Regions from separate parts of the Homo sapiens genome. Here region 1 is linked to region 2. Evidence: chromatin contacts called from ENCODE POLR2A ChIA-PET data. All regions are on one chromosome and are shown on one strand. The core of a region is the stretch at or near the end of the contact, and the rest is flanking DNA. Distances in the headings are between cores, read along the strand shown.

Region 1 (6,918 bases), core at 1,370-3,869, 170 kb before region 2:
ACCCATTATGATATAATCGGACTGAATATACCTCCCAAGAAGTGAAATCTCCCCCATACTTTTTCTTTTTCCCTTTTTTTTTTTTTTTTTTTTTTTGCGACAGAGTCTCCCTCTGTCGCCAGGCTGGAGTGCAGTGGCATGATCTTGGCTCACTGCAACCTCCGCCTCCTGGGTTCAAGCCATTCTCCTGCCTCAGCCTCCCAAGTAGCTGGGACTACAGGTGTGCGCCACCACATGCGGCTAATTTTTGTATTTTTAGCAGAGACGGGGTTTCACCATGTTGGCCAGGATGGTCTTGATCTCTTCACCTTGTGATCCGTCCGCCTCGGCCTCCTAAAGTGCTGGGATTACAGGCATGAGCCACTGTGCCCGGCCTCCCCCAAACTTTTTCTGATGCAGGGCTGTAATCTCTAGACTGCATGTACCCACGCCCTGAGCACTCCCTTTCCCAAGTGATAGTCCTTGAGAAGCCTTGTTGCCAGGTACACTCCCTGGTCAGGGCAGATGAGTTGGCTCAGAAAATGAGTACATATGCACCTGCCAAGAACTGATTAGATATGGTCTACTTTGCATTATATGAGTTAGGCTTGCTCAATCAAAGTCAAGCAAGCTCTGTTAAGAGCTGAATCTCCAATTAGTGCTAAGTTACAGGCTAGATCAAAGGTGGCATTTCTTTAGATCCAGCCCCTCGGGAGTATACCCTTCAGTTACTAAATGCCTTTCTTGGCATTCAGCTAGTTGGGGGTCTCAAAGTAAGGACTCTAATGTGTTGGCTTCTCTGAGGTTTTGAATACAGCTGTAAGACCCATAGTCACAGAGAAAACGAAAATTTGGCTTAAAGGTAAACTGGTGGCCCTTAGCTTTGCAAACCTCAGAGGGAGTGTCATTGAGTTTTCTCACTCTTGTGGCTAACTCTTCTTTCTTTCTGGTCTGATCCTACTCCCCAGCAAAGTATCAAGGTACACTCTATCTTGGACCTTAGACTCTCTATGTCTCAAAACTTTTGTTTCGCACAGCCCGCAAGGGGCTTGTCAATGGAAACAGAGCAACCAGTATTGGTGTTGGGTTAGATGAGGCCCTAACAAGAAGTGTAAAGGGGTAGGCTGTCATCATCTTAAAGACATTTGGTTCTTACTCTGTCTCCACTGAAGCTTGCGAAGGACTGATGTTGGCAAAACAAATCTGGTCAGGCAAGCAAGGTTATATATAACAATTAGAAGAGGTCAACCAGGGTTTTATTTCAAAAACAAATATTTACTGCACACCCACATCATGTCAGACATGGTACTAAACAGATAAAACACATAAGCAGACAAGGTCCCTGCTCTTATAGAGCTTCCAGGAAGCTTATGAATTTAATCAAAGACTCAGGCCACAATTTAAAAAATAAATTAACATTCAAAAAAAGATTCAGGGCCCAGCACAGTGGCTCACGCCTATAATCCCACCACTTTGGGAGGCCGAGGCAGGTGGATCACAAGGTCAGGAGTTCAAGACCAGCCTGGCCAACACACTGAAACTCCATCTCTACTAAAATACAAAAATTAGCCAGGCATGGTGGCATGTGCCTGTAGTCCCAGCTACTCGGGAGGCTGAGGCAAGAGAATCGTTTGAACCTGGAAGGTGGAGGTTGCAGTGAGCCAAAATTATACCTCTGCACTCCAGCTTGGGCAACAGAGTGAGATTTCATCTCAAAAAAAAAAAAAAAAAAAAAAGATTCAGGCATAAGATTGAGTTTATTAGGAGGCTGAAGTGGGAGGATCACTTGAGGCCAGAAGTTTAAGACCAGCCTGGGCAACATAACAAGACTCCATCTCTACAAAAAAAAAAAAAAAAATTAGCCAGGTGTTTGGGGCATGCCTATGGTCTCAGCTACTTGGGAGGCTGAGGTGGGAGGATTACTTGAGCCCAGGAGGTCAAGGATGCAGTGAGCTATAATCGCGTCACTGCATTCCAGCCTGAGTGACTGAGCAAGACTCTGCCTCAAAAAATAAAATAAAATAAAAAGATTGAGTTTATCAGTCAGCTCCCTCAGCTTTAAAGGTAGATTCTTAGACACAGTTTACCAAGACATGAATCTGGTAAGGTCGTAAACAAACAAATCATAATGGGTGTCCAGAAGGCTAAACTGTTCTTGCTTTGCAAATAAAAGTACACTGACTGCCCAGAATTCCATAGCTCTGGGATCATGTTGTGATTATGTTCCAGTAAAACTGCCTTAAAGACAAATAAAAACCTTAAGCTAAATAAGTCACCCTCAGAATTATTCAGACTCTCATGAATGGTGGGGCTCAAATACCTAACAACTTGCTTTCTTTTTCAACTTTATAGAGAATCTAGTGAATACTCTCTCCCATTTAAAAAAAGGGTGACTCTTTTCTCCCACAATTACAGAACTATTATCTTATTAGACTTCCATTTATAATATATGCCAGCTTCATGATAGAAGGCTTTTGCAGGCCTGTGTACACAAGAGGTTTCAGAATCACCTGGGGAGTTGTTTTTTTTTTTTTTTTTTTTTTTTAAGACAGAGCCTCGCTCTGTCGCCCAGGCTGGAGTGCAGTGGTGCGATCTTGGCTCACTGCAAGCTCCGCCTCCTGGGTTCATGCCATTCTCCTGCCTCAGCCTCCTGGTAGCTGGGACTACAGGCACCAGCCACCACGCCTGGCTAATTTTTTGTATTTTTAGTAGAGACGGGGTTTCACTGTGTTAGCCAGGATGGTCTCAATCTTCTGACCTCGTGATCCGCCCACCTCGGCCTCCCAAAGTGCTGGGATTACAGGCGTCAGCCACCGCGCCTGGCCCACCTGGGGAATTTTTTAAAAGCATAGATTCTAACAGCTTCCCCCAGAGTGTCTGACTCTGAATCTAAGAGGGGCCCAAGAATCTATTCCCAAGATAAGCAAAGTTTTGAAAACCACCATTCCACAAACATATGCTTAGAGAACAGTTATTCAACTTAAGTTTGTATAAGCACTCAAACATACTTTTAAAAACATTTGAAAGTATAAAATGAAAACTGTCCTAAATATAAAAAGAAACAGAGTGACTGGCCACCCACTAGAGAAATTATGACATTTATTTACATTCAAGAAAATCTCTCCCGTCTTAAACAAAACACAACAAATACCCTCCACCCCTAATTCCCTCTCTAACAACTACCTTACCCTTCTACCAACTTCCATTGACAAATTTATTTTAAAAGTAGACTATGGTTAGAAGGCAGAATAGTGGATACCCTTAGCAAGCTGGGTAGTGACTAGAAGGGCCACGAGAAGAGCTTCTAGAGTGCTAGTATGTTTAGTTTGTAAAAATTCACTTATGCCCCGTTTACTTTCCTATATGTATGTTATACAAATGGTCTCAGACTTACAAATGGTTCAACCTTACATGGTGCAGAAGCGATACGCATTCTGTAGAAACCGCACTTTGAGTACCCATATAACCATTCTGCTTTTCACTTTCAGTGCAGTATTCAATAATGTACATGAAACATTCAATAGTTTATTATAAAATAGGCTTTGTGTTAGATGATTCTGCCCAACTGTGGGCTACTGGAAGTGTTCTGAGTACATTTAAGGGAGGGTAGGCTAAATTATGATGTTTGGTAGGTTAGGTGTGTTAATTTTTGACTTAATGATATTTTCAACTTATGATAGGTTTATCAGAATGCAACCCCACCACAAGCTGAGGAGCATCCGCATTTAAGCACAAAGTCAAAAAGGCAGATTCTGTTTGCTTTCTCAATTTTATCTCCTCCTCCCTTTACTACTAAATGCACCTAAAACCTTTCTTCCCAAGACCACCAATAGCCTCCCAGTTGCTAAACCCCACTGGACATCTGGCATCTTGGTTGCACCCTGAAACTGGTGACTACTCTACATCTTCAACCCCTTTCTTTGGCTTACAGGATTCTACCCTATCCCCATTCTAGAGGCTTTCTAGGTACTCTCTCCTCCCCTTTTGGGCCTTCTCTTCCTCTGCATAGCTCTTCAAGGTTGATGAGTCATGGAGTAGTCTTTAACTCTCTCCTCTTCTCACTCCAGGGCAATTTCATTAAAATCTAATTCTTTCTTTTTTTTTTCTTTCAGACAGAGTCTCGCTCTGTCACCCAGACTGGAGTCCAGTGGCCTGATCTCGGCTCACTACAATCTCCGCCTCCCGGGTTCAAGGGATTCTCATGCTTTAGCCTCCCAAGTAGCTGGGATTACAGGCGCCCGCCACCACGCTCAGCTAATTTTTGTGTTTTTAGTAGAGACAGGGTTTCGCCATGTTGGCCAGGCTGGTCTCAAACTCCTGGGCTCAAGGGATCCACCTGCCTCAGCCTCCCAAAGTGCTGGGATTATAGGCGTGAGCCACCACACCTGGCCAAAATCTAAGTCTTTAACTCCCACTCATATGCTACTGATGCTCAAATCAGTATCCCTAGCCTGGGCCTCTCCCTAAGCCTCAGGCTTGTGTGTTTCCTGTGTTTCTAACTCCCTGAGGGACATGTTACCAGGCTTTTCAACTGCTACTTCAAACAGGCTATATCCAAAGGTGACCTTTTTTTTGGAGTGATGGAATATATTATTTCTATTTTCCATGTAAATAATTTAAACTCTCTCTATGTAAGTATATATACACTTACAGTATCTTACCCTTCTACCAAGTTTATATATATGTATATAAACTATATGTATATATATACTTATAGACTTATACATACTATATATACTTAAAAATATAGTTTATATAGTTTAAGTATATATAATACTTTATGTATTTCTATATATAGTTTACATTTATATATTTAAAATGTATGACATTATGCTTTCAACTATCTTTCTCCAAAACTGTTTTTATGAGATTCTCTACCTTATTTAATGATCCTACAAGCCACACAAAGGACAACATAAAAGCAACTCTTTAATGATAAAGAATGAAAATAAATTTTTTTTTTTTTGAGACAGAGTTTTGCTCTTTCACCCAGGCTGGAGTGAAGTGGCGCAATCTCGGCTCAAGACAACCTCCGTGCCCCTGGGGTTCAAACGATTCTCCTGCCTCAGCCTCTCAAGTAGCTGGGATTACAGGCAGCCACCACCACACCCAGCTAATTATTTTTTTTTTTTTTGAGACGGAGTCTCGCACTGTCGCCCAGCCTGGAGTGCAGTGGCGCGATCTCCACTCACTGCAACCTCCGCCGTCTCTCGGATTCAAGCGATTCTCCTGCCTCAGCCTCCCAAGTAGCTGGCATTACAGGCGCCCGCTACCATGCCCAGCTACTTTTTGGAATTTTAGTAGAGACAGGGTTTCACCATGTTGGCTAGGCTGGTGGTCTCAAACTCCTTACCTCAGGTGATCCACCTGCCTTGGCCTCTCATACTGCTGGAATTGGCCAAGGTGGGCAGTTCACGAGGTCAGGAAATCGAGACCATCCTAGAAACACAGTGAAACCCCATCTCTACTAAAAATACAAAAAATTAGCAGGGCATGGTGGCGGGCGCCTGTAGTCCCAGCTACTCAGGAGGCAGAGGCAGGAGAATGGCGTGAACCTGGGAGGTGGAGCTTGCAGTGAGCCAAGATCGCGCCACTGCACTCCAACCTGGGCGACAGAGCGGGACTCCGTCACAAAAAAAAAAAAAAAGTGCTGGGATTACAAGCGTGAGCCACCGCGCCTGGCCTCAGTCAACCTTTTCTGCAATAATTTCCATTCTGACAGCATTTTTCACTCGAAACAAAACTATTTTAATCTGATTCTAATTATTTAGGAGGTAAAAATCTGAAATGGGTTTTTTACAAAAAAAAAAAACAAACTATGAACACTGACAATACTTTTGAGATTATTCTTATTCTAAGTAACCAACACAAAAAAAAGAACTATGTGAAAGAACTCAGAATACAACAAAATGATGAAGACAATAAAAAAATTTTGTCAAAATCAGGCTACACTGTTGTCCTCAGTAACGTGTTGTAAATTGAATGAAAAATCAAGAGAAAGGCCGGGCGCGGTGGCTCACGCCTGTAATCCCAGCACTTTGGGAGGCCGAAGCGGGCAGATCACGAGGTCAGGAGATCGAGACCATCTTGGCTAACATGGTGAAACCCCATCTCTACTAAAAATACAAAAAAAAAAAAAACAAAACATTAGCCAGGCGTGGTGGTGGGAACCTGTAGTCCCAGATACTCAGGAGGCTGAGGCAGGAGAAAACCTGGGAGGCGGAGCTTGCAGTGAGCCGACATCACGCCACTGCACTCCAGTCTGGGCGACAGGGCAAGGCTCCGTCTGAAAAATAAATAAATAAATAAATAAAAATAAAAATCAAGAGAAATGAGTCCACAATTCTTGAAACGTCAAAAGAATACAGAATACTCTCCTCCATAAGGAGCATTCAGGACAGTATCTACATTTTATACAGCAATCTTTTATTTTTATATTTTTTATTTTTTGAGACAGAGTTTCACTCTTGCCACCCAGGCTGGAGTGCAGTGCCACAATCTCGGCTCACTGCAATCTCCGTCTCCTGGGTTCAAGTGATTCTCCAGCCTCAGCCTCCTGAGTAGCTGGAATAATAGGTGCCTGCCACCACGCCCAGCTAATTTTTTTTGTATTTTCAGTAGAGATGGGGTTTCTCCATGTTGGCCAGGCTGGTCTCGAACTCCTGATCTCAGGTGATCTGCCTGCCTCGGCCTTCCAAAGTGCTGGGATTATAGGCATGAGCCACCATGCCCGGCCAGCAATCCTTTCTAACATGTAGGGCCACACACCAAACAGAACAGAGGCTTTCTCTGGAAAGGGGGCTGGGGGGAGGTGGACAATAGCAACCTGACCAACTGTACTATTTTGACTTTTTACAAGGAAAAGTATTTCAGTATTACTTACAACATTTTTTTTAAATAGATGTTTTCTTTTCAAAGCAGTTACCTTGATAAATCATA
Region 2 (7,183 bases), core at 4,270-6,769:
CCTATGTTGAGCAGGCTGGTCTGGAACTCCTGGGCTCAAGAGATCCTCCAGCTTTGGTTTCCCAAATTGCTAGTGAGAGGTGACAGCGTGCTGGCAGTCCTCACAGCCCTCGCTTGCTCTCGGTGCCTCCTCTGCCTGGGCTCCCACTTTGGCGGCACTTGAGGAGCCCTTCAGCCCACCACTGCACTGTGGGAGCCCCTTTCTGGGCTGGCCAAGGCTGGAGCCCACTCCCTCAGCTTGCAAGGAGGTGTGGAGGGAGAGGCCCGAGCGGGAACCGGGGCTGCATGCGGCGCTTGCGGGCCAGCTGGAGTTCCGGGTGGGCGTGGGCTTGGCGGGCCCTGCACTCGGAGCAGTCAGCCAGCCCTGCTGGCCCCGGGCAATGAGGGACTTAGCACCCGGGCCAGCAGCTGCGGAGGGTGTACTGGGTCCCCCAGCAGTGCCAGCCCGCCGGCGCTGCTCTCGATTTCTCACGGAGCCTTAGCTGCCTTCCCGCAGGACAGGGCTCGGGACCTGCAGCCCGCCATGCCTGAGCCTCCCACCCACTCCATGGGCTCCTGTGCGGCCCCAGCCTCCCCGAGGAGCACCACCCCCTGCTCCACAGCGCCCAGTCCCATCGACCACCCAAGGGCTGAGGAATGCGAGCGCACGGCGCAGGACTGGCAGGCAGCTCCACCTGCAGCCCCGGTGCCGGATCCACTGGGTGGAGCCAGCTGGGCTCCTGAGTCTGGTGGGGACGTGGAGAGTCTTTATGTCTAGCTCAGGGATTGTAAATACACCAATCAGCACCCTGTGTTTACCTCAAGGTTTGTGAGTGCACCAATCAACACTCTGTATCTAGCTGCTCTGGTGGGGCCTTGGAGAACCTTTATGTCTAGCTCAGGGATTGTAAATACACCAATCAGCACCCTGTGTTTAGCTCAAGGTTTGTGAGTGCACCAGTCGACACTCTGTATCTAGCTGCTCTGGTGGGGCCTTGGAGAACCTTTATGTCTAGCTCAGGGATTGTAAATACACCAATCGGCACTCTGTATCTAGCTCAAGGTTTGTAAACATACCAATCAGCACCCTCTCTTTAGCTCAAGGTTTGTGAGTGCACCAATCGACACTCTGTATCTAGCTGCTCTGGTGGGGCCTTGGAGAACCTGTGTGTCAAAATTCTGTATCTAACTAATCTGATGGGGACATGGAGAACCTTTGTATCTAGCTCAGGGATTGTAAATGCACTCGGCTCTACCAATCAGCAGGATGTGGGTGGGGCCAGATAAGAGAATAAAAGCAGGCTGCCCGAGCCAGCATTGGCAACCTGCTTGGGTCTGCTTCCACACTGTGGAAGCTTTGTTCTTTCACTCTTTGCAATAAATGTTGCTACTGCTCACTCTGGGTCCACGCTGCTTTTATGAGCTGTAACACTCACCGCGAAGATCTGCAGCTTCACTCCTGAAGCCAGCGAGACCATGAGCCCACCGGGAGGAACGAACAACTCCAGACGTGCTGCCTTAAGAGCTGTAACACTCACCGCGAGGGTCTGCAGCTTCACTCCTGAGCCAGCGAGACCACGAACCCACCAGAAGGAAGAAACTCCAGACACATCCGAAACATCAGAAGGAACAAACTCCAGATGCGCCACCTTAAGAGCTGTAGCACTCACCGCGAGGGTCCACGGCCTCATTCTTGAAGTCAGTGAGACCAAGAACCCACCAATTCCGGACACACTAGGATTATAGGCACGAGGCCACCATGCCTGGCCTGTATTTTTTTTTTTTCCTCTGAGACAGGGTCTCACTCTGTCAGCCAGGCTGGAGTGCAGTGGCGCTATCTCGCTGGAGTTGTTTTTTTTTGTTTGTTTTTGTTTTTGAGACGGAGTCTCGCACTGTATCCCGGGCTGGAGTGCCATGGCACGATCTGGGTTTACTGCATCCTCCACCTTCCGGGTTCATGAGATTCTCCTGCCTCAACCTCCCGAGAAGCTGGGATTACTGGCGCACAGTACCACGCCCGGGAAATTTTTTTGTATTTTTAGTAGACAGGTTTCACTATGTTGGCCAGGCGGGTCTCAAACTCCTAACCTCATGATCCACCTGCCTTGGCTTCCCAGAGTGCTGGGATTACAGGCGTGAGCCACCAAGCCCGGCCGGATTTTTTTATTTAGATAAAGTTCACATGTCCTAAGATTCACCACATTAAACTGTACAATTCACTGGTTTTTAGCATATTTACAAAGATGTGCAATCATCACCACTGTATAATACCCCGGCATTTTAATCACCTCAGTGTGTTTTTGTAATTGGCTGGTATAAATATTTAGAATCTAAGATTAAGGCGGGGCGTGGTGGCTCAGGCCTGTAATCCCAGCACTTTGGAAGGCAGATCACTTTGAAGTCAGGAGTTTGAGACCAACCTGGCCAACAAGGTGAAACCTTGTCTCTAGTAAAAATACCAAAAAATTAGCTGGGCGTGGTGGCGTACACCTGTAATCCCAGTTACTTGGCAGGCTGAAGCACGGGAATTGCTTGAATCCAGGAGGCAGAGGTTGCAGTGAGCTGAGATTGTACCACTGCACTCCAGCCTGAGCGAGAGAGCACGACTCTGTCTCAAAAAAAAGAAAAAAAAAAAAGAATGTAAGATTAAAGTGATTACCTCCAGTTTTCACCATCACTTAACTAATGCATGCATTTATTGAAACATAACTTCCTATTTTAGCTAAATTGTTGTACCAAAAATTTATGTGATATAAAACACGTATTCATATAAATTTTACTTAAGTATTCAATGAACACACAGATAACCTAAATTCTATTTTTTTTTTTTTGAGACAGTCTGGCTCTGTTGTCCAGGCTAGAGTGCAATGTCTCAATCTCAGCTCACTGCAACCTCCCCCTCCCAGTTTCAAGCAATTCTGCCTCAGCCTCCCGAGTAGCTGGGATTACAGGTAGTGCCACCACGCCCAGGTAATTTTTCTATTTTTTAGGAGGGTTTTTGCCAGCTCAGGATTTTGGTCAGGCTGGTCTCGAACTCCTGATCTCAAGTGATCAGCCCACCTTGGCCTCCCAAAGTGCTGGGATTACAGACGTGAGCCACCGCACCCGGCCCAGAAAACCTAAATTCTTATTCACCTCTCCTTACATTTTTTTTCTGGTTTAAAATAGCTGTTTATAAAAAACAACTCCATTAAAAAGTGGGGAAAGGACATGAACAGACACTTCTCAAAAGAAGGCATACATGCGGCCAACAAACACGGAAAAAAGCTCAATATCACTGATAATTCGAGAAATGCAAATCAAAACCACATGAGATACCACCTCACACTAGTCAGAATGGTGATTGTTAAAAAGTCAAAAAACAAAAGATGCTGGCGAGGTTGTGGAGAAAAAGGAACGCTCTTACACTATTTGTGGGGGTGTAAATTAGTTCAACCATTGTGGAAGACAGAGTGGCAATTCCTCAAAGCCCTAGAGGCCGAAATACCATTAGACCAAGCAATCTCATTACTGGGTATATAGCCTCTAAAATATAAACCATTCTGTTATAAAGATACATGCACACATATGCTCACTGCAGCACTATTCACAATAGCAAAGACGTGGAATCAACCCAAATGCTCATCAATGATAGACTGGATAAACAAAATGTGGTACATACACACCATGGAATACCATGCAGCCATAAAAAGGAACAACATCATATCCTTTGCAGGGACATGGATGGAGCCGAAAGCCATTATTCTCAGCAAAGTAACGCAGGAGCAGAAAACCAAATACCGCATGTTACCACTTATAAGTGGGAGCTGAGTGGTGAGAACACATGGACACATGCGGGGGAACAACACACACTGGGGGCTGTCTGACGGCTGGGGGTGGGAGGAGAGAGAGCATCAGGAAGAACAGCTAATGGATGCTGGGCTTAATACCTAGGTGATGGGATGATCTGCGCAGCAAACCACCATGGCACACAGTTTACCTATGTAACAAACCTGCATATCCTGCGCATGCACCCCTGAACTTAAAAGTCGGGGGGAAAAAAAAGAGAGGTAGCAATTATCACCTTAATGAATTCCTTTCTTCACTTCTCATATTGCCCCTCATTTTCCCTAATTTCCCTCATTTTTTTCATTTATAATATATATATATTTTGAGACGGAGTCTCGCTCTGTCACCCAGGCTGGAGTGCGGTTGGCGCGATCTCAGCTCACGGCAAGCTCCGCCTTCCGGGTTCACGCCATTCTCCTGCCTCAGCCTCCGGAGTAGCTGGGACTACAGGCGCCCGCCACCACGGGCGGCTAATTTTTTTTTTTTTTTGTATTTTTAGTAGAGACGGAGTTTCACCATATTGGCCAGGCTGGTCTCGAATTCCTGACCTCGTGATCCACCCGCCTCAGCCTCCCAAAGTGCTGGGATTACAGGCGTGAGCCACCGCGCCCGGCCTCATAATATTTATTTCCTAAATAAGCTAACTTGATGACTACTTACAAGTATTCTAAAGTGAGCTTGGCTTCTCAGTATTCGTCATTGTGGCTTTCATATTATCTTTTCACTTCTCTTTACTATACTTTTGCATAATAGCTGTCTAACAAGTTTTTATGGAAATAAATTTATTGCAAACAAAAAAGGAAATAGCTGTTTATGATAAAATTTGTATAGAAATGCAAGGAGAAAAACAAATCACTCAACTGCTTTTCAACACGACGAAAAGTGGGTTAAGGTCTCAAAATTCTTTAAATTTTAAAATACCGATTTATCGGTAATCGAGGTTTTTTTGGATCTGCTTCTTTAAGAAAAAAAAAAACAAAACACACACACACAAACCAGCGAACTTCAGACGCTCTTACGACACCTAGCTATATTCACTGGGAACGCAATCTAACGTCACCAAGGCCCACCTCCCGGGCCCTAGAAATCGCTCTCTGGGAACAAGCTGGGGACTTTGATTTTGCTAGCCCTGCCCCTCTGAGCCCTTCACCAAACTTCCGCGCGGGGGCGCCCGCCCCACCTCCCGCCGGGGCTCAGCACGCGGCCTTCTCCCAGCCAAGAGCCCCGTCATAGGTGGGCGCCGACCCCGAGCCGATCTCGCTTTATTAAATTACAGAAATCGGTATTCAAAAAAAAAAAAAAAAAAGGGCGGGGAGGACACTCCCTCTTCTCTGTTCCCACACCCTAGCTGATTCCCAGGTTTCGGGAAACTCCACAGGAAACGGAAATGGTCTCTCCCAGGCCAGCGCGCGCGCCGGGTTGCATCACCCGCCTCGCACGGGCCGGCGGGGCGGGGGTTTGGTGGCTGCCCTCAGTATTGCCTGCACAAATATCTACCAGGTCTGCGACGAATAGCTCCAGCAACTTCGCACCGTGTTTTCCACTCAGCCTACCGACAGGCACTGTGCAGATTCAAGCGGAGAGATGTCCAAGCAGTGAGGCCGCTGCTGCACCGGCCATCCTGAGCCCCTACTCGGCCTTCCCGTCTCCGCTTCCCCGCCCCGCACTAGGACCCCTGCAGATGATCAGGCGGCAGCCGGGGTGATTTCCTTCCTCTTTTGGCAACATGGCGGGCGGAGAAGCTGGAGTGACTCTAGGGCAGCCGCATCTTTCGCGTCAGGATCTCACCACCTTGGTGAGGTTTTGCTTGGGGAGGATGCAGAGTGAGCTCAGGAGTGGAGGTGACCGAGCCTCCCGGTGGTATTGGGACTAGTCAGTGTCGGGAGCATGGGTCAGGAGCCTGGGTCAGGAGGGAGACCTGGAACTGGGCGCCCTAAGCCATGCTCGCGCCGCCTGTACCCAGGCCAGTCCACGATCTGGGCGCAGGCGTGTACGGTCGTGGGACTTCTAGCTTCTGGAGGGTTCGGCTGGAAAGTCTTGATGTTGATTGTCATGGTTTCAGCCTCTGAACGTCTGGGAAGGGGGTGTCCTGTCTGCATTACTTTTAGTGCTAATGTTCCCAAGATTGGGGGGATCTCTGACTTCCAGATATCCCCTAATAGTTGAGTGGAGGTGTAGTCTGTTGTGTAATGATGAAGGGCTCTTAACAGCTTCCCAGCCATAGGAGTACAAAGTTACTGATAGGGAAAAGGAGCTTTAGAAGTAGTGGAAAGCTGTGCAGATGGTGGCAAGATGTAGATAGCAAACGTAAAGTCAAAGGAAAAGTTCTCATTTGTTTTACGTGCAGTGTTTTAAAATATATTTCATTGCAGGATGTTACCAAGTTGACGCCACTTTCACACGAAGTTATCAGCAGACAAGCCACAATTAACATAGGTAAGAGTAACTTAAGAGACCTAACCTTGGTCTCCAACAATTAATTTTAACCTCACTTTTTGTGTGATTACTTGAATAGTATGAGGATTCAGATATTCAAGAAATAGATACTGAGTCCTTGTGAATAAAGCATCTGCTACATTTGCGGTGCAGGGGGAGCACAAAGAATGCTGCCCACATGTAGCTTACAGACTCGGTAAGAAGAAAAAATGGAGACATAAGAAAAGTTTAATAGCATAAGGCAGTATGTAGTCATATGTAGCAGAAGTTTAAGGAAGAGGTGAAAAATGTGGCTGTACTTGACACACAGGATTATTTCAAGGGCAGAATTTATGAAAGTTTTATTTGATGTACAAGCTGTGATTAAATAGAAGGTTTTTTTTCTTAATTGGCACCTAGAACTTTAGAGGAGAAGTTACGTTGACTGAGTGTAAATTTTGGACATTTTGAGTTTGTACAAACAGCACAGTTTGTACGAAAGTAAGTTAAAAAGTACAGAAGTAAGTTAAAAAGTAAGACTAGTTTTTAACCTAGTTAAAAAGTAAGACTCCACCATGAGGCTATTAAAGTTACAGTATTACAGTCTGGAGCTTTAATTTATTAATGCAAACAAAGCCCAAATAAGCCTACAGGCCTTGAACTACTGCCCCTGCATTAAAAATTTTGGTTGAGGTGACCTTGGAGCATAACCTAACCTCCGAACAACCTATGCTAAGACTATACCAGTTAAAGCAAATTACTGTGCATATATTGACCCAATAATTTGATCAACGGAACAAGTTGCAATTAAACTTAGGTTGTTTCCTTGTTTGTTCACAGATCCCTTTTTGTTGTGTCAGGGCCCATCATACCTGTTTAATCTGGAAATGCTGGAAGGTTCCTTAATATATAAAGTTCTGGCCGGGTGCAGTGGCTTATGCTTGTAATCCCAGCCCTTTGGG

The links. ChIA-PET counts read pairs that join two places held with the same protein, here RNA polymerase II (POLR2A).
Region 1: POLR2A ChIA-PET joins it to region 2 with 28 read pairs in PC-9. The contact joins the enhancer-like site here to the promoter of EIF2S3 in region 2. POLR2A ChIA-PET finds 5 or more read pairs at or near these places in 6 of 52 experiments (A549, A673, MCF 10A and 3 more).

Annotation. Positions count from the first base shown.
Region 1 is chrX:23,887,157-23,894,074 of GRCh38, forward strand. All of the region lies in intron 1 of APOO (apolipoprotein O), which reads right to left. Among named protein-coding and RNA genes, the nearest start is that of APOO, 17 kb to the right of the region's middle. RefSeq lists a silencer at 246-423. Within about 2 kb of position 2,620, at least 3 of the 41 ENCODE cell types and tissues checked have a DNase peak (open chromatin) inside an H3K27ac peak, as active enhancers do.
Region 2 is chrX:24,049,437-24,056,619 of GRCh38, forward strand. It overlaps EIF2S3 (eukaryotic translation initiation factor 2 subunit gamma), which reads left to right and starts at 5,520. Exons shown (of 12, transcript NM_001415.4): 1 at 5,520-5,601; 2 at 6,179-6,242. The coding sequence starts at 5,533. RefSeq lists a silencer at 4,869-5,078 and enhancers at 5,139-5,688, 5,709-5,778.